2 separate regions of the Homo sapiens genome follow, and region 1 is linked to region 2. A link is a contact called in ENCODE Hi-C or POLR2A ChIA-PET data. All regions are on one chromosome and are shown on one strand. The core of a region is the stretch at or near the end of the contact, and the rest is flanking DNA. Distances in the headings are between cores, read along the strand shown. Region 1 overlaps AGAP1 (ArfGAP with GTPase domain, ankyrin repeat and PH domain 1). Region 2 overlaps AGAP1 (ArfGAP with GTPase domain, ankyrin repeat and PH domain 1).

Region 1 (2,700 bases), core at 87-2,586, 53 kb before region 2:
AAAACCAGTTCATTAACTCCCCTTAAGTCACTGAACTGCCAGGGCGGCTAAGCTCTGGATCTTGCAGATAACACATTCTCACCTTGTATGCTAATTAGAATCACTTGGCCACATATGTCTGAAAACCCCAAATAACAGTGGCTTATACAAGACAGAAGAATATTTCTCTTACCCCTTAACAAAATCTCCAGGTGGGCTGTCCCTTGAGGCTGGTGACCCCATAAACCCAGACCCCTTCCAATGCCAACATGACCCTTGCTGTCCCAGTCTCAGATGGTGGCCAGCCATCATATATGCATGCAGGTAACAGATGGAAAAAGCAGAAAGGAAGGGTCAAAGGCAGGCCTTCCAGAAGCTGCCACAAAACACCTCCAGTTGCATCTCACGAGAGTGGCCACACCTGACAGCAGGAAGGGCCACCCAGCCGAGGAGACCGTCACAACAGCCGGAACTTAATTAGCACCGCCACCTGCCACAGGCAGCTCCAAGGCTCCGTGTGTCACCTCACAGAATTTTCTGACCATGTGAAGCAGATACTGCTATCCCCCGTGCCATCGAAGGTCACCTAAGCACAGAGAGGTTAACCAACTTGCCCAGAATCACACGGAAAGCAAGCCCAGGGAAGAAGCAAAAAGCAGAAGAGCACCAAGAGGAAATAGGTCCTCTAGGAAGGGTGCCCTCAGTGTCCATCTTCACAAGGAGGGGCCTTGGCAGACTGACCTTTGACCAGCAGGTATAACCAGGACCACGCAGTCCGGTCCTGGGACCCAGAAACCCTCTCTACCAGCAGTGATGGCCCACCCGGAGGCTGTCCTCCTTGGCTCTCCCGCCTCGTGGCCTCTCCTTGGCTAGCTCGCACAGCCTGGCCGGTCATGGTTGGCTAATCCATCGTCCTTCCTTGCGCCATGCTTGACTTTTCAGTTGAACTCTCCTAACTCAATCCTTCCAAGCCTTTAGGGGACACCACCCTTTTGTTACCCTGGGATCTGACAGCATTCCAGTTATCGAGTTTGCCATTTACCCACTGGAAGGAGGCTCTTCAACGTGTTTATTTGCAGAAGTAATGAACCCTGCTAACATCAGCCCTCGTCCTGTGGATTTTCCCTGAGTGTGTAACCCTGGTATCCAGGCATTACCAGTGCATTTGCATATGAAGGAGCTAGACTGTGGGCCCTGTCAAAATATTTTTGACAGGCCAAAGACGCGTTTTACGACACGATTCACAGTTACCAGAGAATGTGTTCACAATATGCTTCCGCAATCTGCCCCTCTCGTGCAGCGGCTCTTTGTTTTGATCGGGCTGCGGCTGGCTGTCACTCGTGTTCATACATTATGCAGACCCGCAACGGGCTGGGCCAGCACACAGACCTCAGTTCAAATCATTAGGAGGAGAAATGACAAACGGAGGCAGCGGGGCTGAGCGTTGCCATGGTGGCAGCCAAGGGAGGGTGGTCCTGTTCCGATGAAGGACAAATGTACCTGCACCTAAGCCAGTGGCGAGCCGAGGGGCACACCAGGGCAGAGAAGGAGCAGGACCAATTAACTTGAGAACTGAGGCACACATCAGCTGCTGCTCCCCAAACTAACCCCCTAATTCTTTCTCAAATACAGCTTACCAGTAACATGGATGTGCAATATTACAACACGACACGGAAAAATGCTAATGTGTTAATAAGGCTACAAACCCTATCTCAAACATCTTTAAAAAAACAATGTACAGGGGCCGGGCATGGTGGCTCACGCCTGTAATCCCAGCACTTTGGGAGGCCGAGGCAGGTGGATCACCTGAGGTCAGGAGTTCGAGACCAGCCTGATCAACATGGTGAAACCCTGTCTCTATTAAAAATACAAAAATTAGCTGGGCTTGGTGGTGCACACCTGTAATCCCAACTACTCGGGAGGTTGAGGCAGAATTGGATGAACCCGGGAAGCAGAGGTTGCAGTGAGCTGAGATAGTGCCATTGCACTCCAGCCTGGGCAACAGAGCAAGACTTTGTCTCAAAAAAAAAAGTACAGAAAGACGTTTAGGAGGAATTCCACTAAAATATTAACAATCGTGTGATAGCTCCCTGGGTTTTCAAAAAACAACTTATTTGTTTCAGTATATGTTTAATTTGGCACAAAATCTTTCTACAGTCCTATATTTTTAAAGTTTCATCTTAATGCATTTCCATCCTGCTGGAAAAAAAAATTAAATGTAATCAGACATTTTGTATACAGTGATGAAGTGGTTAACATCTGCTTTGAAGATGATACTTTAATTAATAAAGCATCATAAAAATCTCTGGAGTAATGTCTGTCATGAAGTCTATTCATGCCACATTATCAATGGTGATTTCTGTTCTTTCTTTTTTTTTTTTTTTTTTTTGAGACAGGGTCTCCCTCAGTCACCCAGGCTGGAGTGCAGTAGTATGATCATGGCTCACTGCAGTCTTGACCTCCTGGCTCAAGGGATCCTCCAGAGGGGCTGGGACTACAAGTACACGCCACCACGTCCAGCTATTTTTTTTTTTTTTTACATTTATTGTAGAGATAGGGTCTTACTATGTTGCCAGGGCTGGTCTTAAACTCTTGGGCTCAAGCAATCCCCCTGCCCTGGCCTTCCAAAGTGCTGGGATTACAGGTATGAGCCACTGCGCCCGGCCCCTCAATGACTTCTTACTCTTAAAATACCTCATGAAGTCCCCATGCTGGACACCT
Region 2 (2,700 bases), core at 141-2,640:
TGATTCAACTGGGTACCTTTTAACTTTAGCCAGTAATAAGAAAACCCTTAATTCTTCTAAGACTTAGACTAGCAAAGAGAAAGAAACAGAAGTAATTCAAATTACATATCTATATCCGTCTGTGTGACTGACAGCTAGAGGGACAGGCAGATAGGTAGACAAAGGTAAAATTTTGACCCTCAACAGTGAAAAACTATTGGGCTATACACAAATGTTTATTTAAATAGCTTATTGTAAAAAAAAAATTTTTTTTTTTTTTTTGAGACTGAGTCTCGCTGTATTGCCCAGGCTGGAGTGCAGTGGCACAATGTCGGCTTACTGCAACCTCCGCCTCCTGGGTTCAAGCAATTCTCCTGCCTCAGCCTCCCAAGTAGCTGGGATTACAGGTGCACACCACCACATCCAGCTAATTTTTTTGTATTTTTAGTAGAGACGAGGTTTCACCATGTTGCCCAGGCTGGTCTCAAACTCCTGACCTCAAGTGATCCGCCTGCCTCAGCCTCCCAAAGTGCTGGGGTGGCATAAGCCACTGCGTCCAGTCTGTAATTTTTTAAACTGTGGCAAAATACACACAAAATGCATCATTCTACCCACTTTTAAGTGTGCAGCTCAGTGGCACTAAGTACATTCACACTGGCACATGCTTACCATCATTTTTAAAGGTCTTAATCATGTCACTGACTTCTCCCAGGACACCTGGGGGCAGGTAAGGGGAACAGGCATTGTGGTTCTTAGGTTGTAGTTTGAGGAGAGGTCAGGTCCTTGTCAACAAAGGTGTGGGGGCACAGTGCAGGTAGGAGACGGGCACCGTGGAGCTCAGGCTGGCTCTGACAGTGGCAGTTTCATGACATGGGGGGCTCAGCTCCAACCTTGGTGGCCAAGTCCTTTATAGCTCTACTGGTCAATGGTGGTCCCAGAACTGAGGCTCGCCCTGGAACTCTTGTCTCTGCTCCCAATCACGCTCGGACCCTCAGACCAGCAGGCAGGATAACAGTGGTACCCAGCTCCTCACGAGGGGAAGTCCTGATGGCGGGACCAGCACACGCAGGCACCTGGATGGTGTCGGGTGCGATCCAGACCCCCTGTGCAGACACTGCTCCCTTGTCTGCATCAGGAGCCTCAACAAACAGCCCCGCTCAGACCAGGCTCAGTGTTTGGTTTTTTTCATCCGTACAAAGGCGAACTATCAGGTCCCAGCGAGCAGACATGGGCCTTTTGTGCAGCGCTGAAGGAGGGATTACATTTCAGGAATAGCAAACCTACTCTCTCTCCCGGGGGAGGCCAGCAGACAAGCCTGTGTTGAATGCACTTTTTGTTTACTGGCTCAATCAGCCAAGCCTTCGAGGGGATGACGACACACACGTTCCACTCGGCGAATGTTCCGAATGCTCAGAGTTAACTGCCCAAACAAAAATAACCGGGGGAAGAACCATGTAGTCAGGCAGCCACACAGCCATGCTCCGGGCAGCAAGGGACTCTCAGCTCCCACCGACTCCAGCAAGCGACCAGGGACACAGGAGCTTCCGATCATTTCCAAACAAACACAGGACTCTGCTCCAAGCAGGCATTCAGCGAGAGGCAGTGTCTCATCTGGCAAAGGCTTTGGGCAGAAGGTCAAGAGAATGGGGTTTTAATCAAAACCCTAAGGCCGTGGTGCCCAATACAGTAGCTCCAGCCACAGGTGCTACTGAGCACTAAAATGTGGCCGAATTGAAATGTGCGATGAATGAACATTACACAGCACCACCCAAAGCATCAGTACCAAACAGGATTATAGCAAACCTCGTCCACAAATTCCAGATAATTGCAATGAAAGGATAATATTTTGGATATGTTGGATTAAACAGTTTATTAAAATTAATTTCATCTGTTTCTTTTATTTTTTCTAATGTAGCTAGTAGAAAACTTTAAATGACGTATGTGGCTGGCATTCTACTTCCACTGGACAGAGGTACAAGGGGGTTCAGGAAGGCCTGATATTTCAGGACAACAGAAATGCTTTTCTTGGTGAAGATGCAGAGGTAGAGTTTGGCATTTGGGGTATGGAGGGAAGATGGATACCTGTGGAAGGAGGGGAAGAAGCAGAACTGGCCAGAGAGAGGCTGAACTGCCAGGCAAACCTGAGGCCATCTCGCCAACCCAACAGGGAGCAATGGAGAGGCCATTAGAATTGTCCCATGATGGGTCCAGATGGCCCCACCTTTCTGCCCTTCACACCCTGGAAGAACAGTCACGGGAAGAGGGTCTGACAGGATGTACCCTTACGCTGGGCATCTCTCCATGAGGAGCTGCAGCTAATGATGCTCCCAGCAGCAGGGGCGACAGTCCTCCCTCAGAGGGGGCCCAGGCCAAGGCATCCCCCTCCTCTCTAGAGTTCCACCTTCTTGCCTGCGGGACTCGAACCTGCCCTCAACGGCCCCTGAGGTTCTAGCAGCCTTTAGGGCACAGCACGACCACTTGGGAACACTGCAGTCAACCAATACCTGCAACAAAGTTCTTAAAACCAGCTGCAGTGAGTCACCTCATTAAAATCAGGCAATGCTTCCAGCACACGGAGAGGAGATATTCCCCAAGCACCACCTGCCTGGTGACCAGAATATACCATACTCGTCAAACTTCAGGGGAAACAGCAAATGAGGACACAGCGCACTGAGAAGCACGTGCTGAGTACAACACACACAAAAATAATCAATGCATTAG

What was found. A loop is a pair of places that touch in the nucleus more often than their neighbours do. ChIA-PET counts read pairs that join two places held with the same protein, here RNA polymerase II (POLR2A).
Region 1: a map of mesothelial cell of epicardium shows a loop between it and region 2 (31-fold over the local background). The contact joins two enhancer-like sites. A Hi-C loop is called at or near these places in 1 of 168 maps with a recorded cell type or tissue (mesothelial cell of epicardium). POLR2A ChIA-PET finds 5 or more read pairs at or near these places in 1 of 52 experiments (GM10248).

Annotation. Positions count from the first base shown.
Region 1 is chr2:235,629,532-235,632,231 of GRCh38, reverse strand. The region is part of intron 1 of AGAP1 (ArfGAP with GTPase domain, ankyrin repeat and PH domain 1); the gene reads right to left. Among named protein-coding and RNA genes, the nearest start is that of TNRC17, 110 kb to the right of the region's middle. RefSeq lists an enhancer at 140-1,013. Within about 2 kb of position 1,336, at least 2 of the 41 ENCODE cell types and tissues checked have a DNase peak (open chromatin) inside an H3K27ac peak, as active enhancers do.
Region 2 is chr2:235,576,346-235,579,045 of GRCh38, reverse strand. The region is part of intron 1 of AGAP1 (ArfGAP with GTPase domain, ankyrin repeat and PH domain 1); the gene reads right to left. Among named protein-coding and RNA genes, the nearest start is that of TNRC17, 60 kb to the right of the region's middle. Within about 2 kb of position 1,390, at least 6 of the 41 ENCODE cell types and tissues checked have a DNase peak (open chromatin) inside an H3K27ac peak, as active enhancers do.